Linked DNA regions of Homo sapiens: region 2 is linked to region 1. A link is an interaction called in ENCODE POLR2A ChIA-PET data of the cell type or tissue named here. Cell type or tissue: GM12878. All regions are shown on one strand.

What was found. ChIA-PET counts read pairs that join two places held together with the same protein. Peaks named below come from ENCODE experiments on the same cell type or tissue, not always from the same donor. Only the 100,000 strongest peaks of a DNase experiment are listed, where the experiment ranks them.
Region 2: POLR2A ChIA-PET joins it to region 1 with 5 read pairs; 1 of 35 experiments calls an interaction of 5 or more read pairs at or near these places.

The regions. Positions count from the first base shown.
Region 1 is chr2:25,313,440-25,315,939 of GRCh38, reverse strand. DNMT3A (DNA methyltransferase 3 alpha) reads left to right here. Exons shown (of 23, transcript NM_022552.5): 2 at 1,779-2,027. The coding sequence starts at 1,956. Among named protein-coding and RNA genes, the nearest start is that of MIR1301, 14 kb to the left of the region's middle. RefSeq lists enhancers at 1,389-2,152, 2,153-2,500. In GM12878, no CTCF peak of the experiment used is centred here; a DNase peak (open chromatin) is centred at 1,290; H3K27ac peaks cover 1,630 bases.
Region 2 is chr2:25,795,965-25,798,464 of GRCh38, reverse strand. The region is part of intron 5 of ASXL2 (ASXL transcriptional regulator 2); the gene reads left to right. Among named protein-coding and RNA genes, the nearest start is that of ASXL2, 81 kb to the left of the region's middle. In GM12878, no CTCF peak of the experiment used is centred here; no DNase peak of the experiment used is centred here.

The DNA.
Region 1 (2,500 bases):
TCTTTCCAATCAGACTCTGCCCCTCTTAGCTTCTGACCCTTTCGAAGGTTTTTGTTTTAGTGTGGCTGGAGATGTCTGTGGTAACAAATGGGGAGTGAGGCTTGACAGGGAATCACTGGCTGCTAAGGGCTGGCAGCCGAGTGCTTCTGGGTTGGACCAGTTCTCTTTTGGGATCTTCAGAGTTGCTTCTGTGGTGTGTGTTGGGGGACGTGAACCCAACCCCTCAGAACTTTAGTGTCAGAGAGATCTGGGTTCATGCCTCTGATGGGTCCTGGCCTTGTTGATCTTACCGTCACCTGTAAACTGGGCACGGCACAGCAGCTGCCCAGATGCAGAGCACGAGCCAGGCCCTGAGTGGCATGTGGCCGATGGAGCTGCTCTCCGCTGCCGTCCACCCTCTCGGGACCCGGGCAGCAAACCTTCCTTAAGCCCAGCACTGCGCTGTGCCTAGGGGTATGGGGAATGGACGCAGTGCACCTGGGCTGCCTCAGGGCTCAGCTGTGGGGCAGGTCCGCTTCAAGCCTTTCTGGGTTGACCTGATGGAGCTCTTCCTGTCCTGGCCCTAAGAAGCTCCTCCTGCCAGCTCCTTCCTCCCACTACCCCCTGGGGCACAGCCAGGGCTGGGGCACCCACTCCCAGGCAAGAATGCACCCCTGGAGAAAGGGGCTAGGCCTGTAGGAGAGCCAAGCCTGTGCTTTCTCCCGGTCCTGGTTTTCCAGGGAGCCCTGACTGGAGGGGGATGGGAGGAGAAGCCCAGGAGGGAGGGGGAGCTGGGGAAGCAGAACCAGGAACTGGAAGGGGAAGGGTGTGGGTGGGCCCAGATCCAGCCTGCCTCCCGCTCTCCCTTGCCTGCCAATCCCCTCCTGGGCCCTGGCACACTCAAGGCAGGGGCTTGGCGGCCGCCTCCTCCGGGGGTGGGGAGCAGGGGAGCTCTTGTGTGTCTCTGAGTGAGGGGGCTGAGACAGCAACACCCCCACCCCAGCTGTGGCCTGAGCTGCAGGCTTTGTTATTTCTCTGGCTTGAGGCCTACACCTGGAGCAGAGGGAAGAAAAGCCCCTAAACTCAGCCGTGTGGGTTCAGAGGACCCCTCAAGCCCACCAACTCTGCAGGCAAATGAGGCTGGTTCATGGGGTGGGGGAGAGAGCAGCCTCACTCCTGCCTCAGTGTGGCCGTGGCCTGTGGCCTTGGCCGTGGCCGTGGCCTCTCCCTCCTAGGCCAGAGCCAACCAGGCCTGCAGCCTGAGCTCAGACCTCAGCTTTCTCTGGGCCCAGGCACCGGTCCTGAAGTGAGGTGACATTCATTTCACTACATCCTGTGACTGCACTCACTTCCTCCACGTGGCGGGAGGTGTGGGGGTGGGGGTGAGGACAGATTAGAAGGAAAACGTAGCTGGGCTAGGGGCCTCTGGGGGAGGCTGGGATTTCCCAGGGGCTGGTTGGGGTGGGAGGGAGGATGCGGGAAGCTTTCAAAGGAGAGAGAGGCTGTGAATGAAGAGAAGGGAGGAGGCGGAGGCAGCTGGAGGTCCCAGAAGTGGCACCCATTGGCCGCAGCGACACGGAGGGGAGACTGCTGCCACTCCAAGGCTCTCAGAGGCTGCTGGGGTAGGAGGTGGCCCTGAAGGGAGCCTGCCTCGGTTTCTCTGCTCTCTGGGGTGCTGGTGAGGCCAGAAGGAGGAGCAACACCCCAGGCCTCACAGGCCAGGTGTGGCCCTGGGCTGAGGGCCTGACCCAGGGAGGGTGGGGTGCTCCGCCCCACTGATCCTCTTCTCTCCCCCACAGGTGGAGCCATCGAAGCCCCCACCCACAGGCTGACAGAGGCACCGTTCACCAGAGGGCTCAACACCGGGATCTATGTTTAAGTTTTAACTCTCGCCTCCAAAGACCACGATAATTCCTTCCCCAAAGCCCAGCAGCCCCCCAGCCCCGCGCAGCCCCAGCCTGCCTCCCGGCGCCCAGATGCCCGCCATGCCCTCCAGCGGCCCCGGGGACACCAGCAGCTCTGCTGCGGAGCGGGAGGAGGACCGAAAGGTGAGCAGCGGGCTCTGCTGGGGACCCTCTGGCCTGGGAGAGGGAGAGCCCTGTCCCTATGTGATGACAGCCGGCTCCTCATACTGAGTGCATGACCGCATCACTCAGTGCTCACGACAGGGTGTGGGACCATCACATCCCTGTTTGGGTGATGAGGAAACGGAGGCTTGCAGAGGTTCAATTCTGGTGATGGAGCAGGCATTTGGTTCCAGGACCCAGGCTTTTAACCACCATGGCATTCGCACAGTGGCTCAAAGCCCAGGTCTGTGCCATTGTGAGGGTTCGGCCTCACAGAGAGTCCCAGAACCTGGATTCCTTCTCGGACCCGCCTCTTACTAGCCGTGGGCCTTCACGTGAATCACTTTCTCTCTCAGCTGCCTCTGTTTCCTTAAGGTGTTCAGTAGCTTCTAGGGGACCAAAGACAAGTTCTGGGGTGGGGCACGGCAGACACGAGGCCGCGGGGGCCCACCCTC
Region 2 (2,500 bases), 480 kb before region 1:
TTAATGTTTCCATAGTTTGACCTTTTCCAAAATGTCATATAGTTGGAACCTTTTCAGATTGGCTTTCCTTAAGTAATATGCATTTAAGGTTCCTCTGTGTCTTCATGGGTTGATAAGTCATTTCTTTCTTTTTTGTTTGAACTTTTAAGTTCAGGGGTACAGGTGCAGGTTTGTTCCGTAAGTAAACTTGTGCCATGGGTGTTTGTTGTGCAGACGATTTCATCACCCAGGAATTAAGCCTAGTACCCACTAGTTATTTTTCCTGATTCTCTCCCTCCTCCCCCACACCACCCTCTGAAAGGCCCCAGTGTGTGTTGTTCCCCTCTGTGTGTCATGTATTCTCATCATTTAGCTCCCACTTATAAGTGAGAACATGCGGTATTTGGTTTTCTGTTCTGGTATTCATTTGCAATAGGTCATTTCTTTCCATTGTCTGGGTGTGCCACAGTTTGTTTATACATTCACCTACTGAAGGACATCTTGGTTGCTTCCAAGTTTTGGCAATTATGAATAAAGCTGCTTTAAACATCTATGTGCAGATTTTGTATGTGCATAAGTTTTCAGCACCTTTGGGTAAATGCTAAGGAGTGTGATTGCTGGATCATATGATTAAGAGTATGTTTGGTTTTATAGAAACTTCCAGTCTACCAAAGTGACTGTATCATTTTGCATTTTGCATTTGCACCAGCAGTGGATGAGAGTTCCTGTTGCTTCATGTCCTCGTCAGCATTTAGTGTGGTTATTGTTGTGGATTTTGGCCTGATAGGTGTGTAGTAGTATCTCGTTGTTTTAATTTGCATTTCCCTAATGACATATGTTGTGGAGCACCTTTTCATTTACTTGTTTGCCATCTACATATCTTCTTTCGTGAGATGTCTCATCAGTTCTTTGACTTATTTTAAAATCAGGTTGTGTGTTTTCTTATTGTTGAGCTTTAAGAGTTCTTTGTATATTTTGAGTAACAATCCTTTATCATATGTCTTTTGCAAATATTTTCTGTGTCTTGTCTTTTTTTGTTTTGAGACATAGTCTCACACTGTTGCCCAGGCTGGAGTACAGTGGAGCGATCTCGGCTCACTGCAACCTCCGCCTTCTGGGTTCAAAGGATTCTCCTGCCTTGGCCTCCCGAGTAGCTGGGATTACAGGCGCCCGCCACCACACCCAACTAATTTTTGTATTTTTAGTAGAGGTGGGGTTTCACCATGTTGGCCAGGCTGGTCTTGAACTCCTGACCTCGTGATCCACCCGCCTTGGCCTCCCAAAGTGCTGGGATTACAGGTGTGAGCCACTGCGCCCATCCAGCCCGCCGCACCTGTCTTGTCTTTGTATTTTCTTGGCAGTTTCTTTCTCAGATCAGAAATGTTTAATGAAGTCTAGTGTATCACATTTTTTCTTTTGTGAACTGTGTCTTTGGTCTTGTATCTAAAAGTCATCATAAAACCCCTAGATTTTCTTCAATGTTATGTTATGTTCTGGGAGTTTTAGAAATTTTCATTTTTGTTTAGGTCTGTGATCCATTTTGAGTTAATTTTTTGTGAAGCGTGTGAGACCTGTATCTGGATTTCTTTTCTTTTTGACATGTGGAGTTCTAGTTAGGAATTTAATTTTGATTTTATTTTAACTTTAAATAGCCACATGAGGATAGTGGCTACCACACCAGACAACATTCTAGGTTTTACCTGGATTTGTTCTTAAGGTCTTAAGTCATCCATAGCCTTTTAGGATGCTTTTATTTTACTTGCCTAAACTTTGAGCACTTAATGCTCTAACAACCCTCCTTAGGAAAAGAATGCTTTTCATTTCTACTAGCAAACACTGAATTTAGTCTGCTGGTCTTTGCTCTTATTCCGTTTGGTGTCTACTTCATAACTCACCTGAAAAGCTTTCGTTAGGGAATAATGTCTGTTGCTGCAGCTTCCCTGGAATGGATTTTCCAGTTAAGGATATGAATTATTGCCTAATTACTGCTAATTATTCTGTAGCTTCTTGTCAGAGTCTATTCAAAGAGGGCAAATCTTGTTTATCCCAATATTTATAATTTAGCTGTACATGGCAAGGCAAATTTTAAACCAACTCTTGATGATTCCTTTACAAGGACTGACATGTTCCAGAGCAAAACAGACATTCAAGATTTTTTCTAGCTTGAATATCCTTTTAGATTTGAGTGATGATAGGTGAGTTGTCTTTGGAGCTAGAAGCTCAGGTTATGTTGGAATACTAGACTCATTCATTTAAGTCCCTTCAGAATGGTTACTATGCCTATATTAGAAAAATAGTTATAATTCACTACCATCCCTCTGTTAATGTTTTTGCTACTCCTGGAGAGAATTGAGATAATTGATGGCCTCATCTGTTCTCTGCTATAGCTACTACATACATAATTTGAGCGAACTTTGTAATCAGAGAATCTTAGCTTTAAGTTGATAACCACTTAGAGAGCTACCCAGACCTCAATTGTTAGGAATAAATGGAATGAAAGCAAGACAAAGAGGGTGCTTCT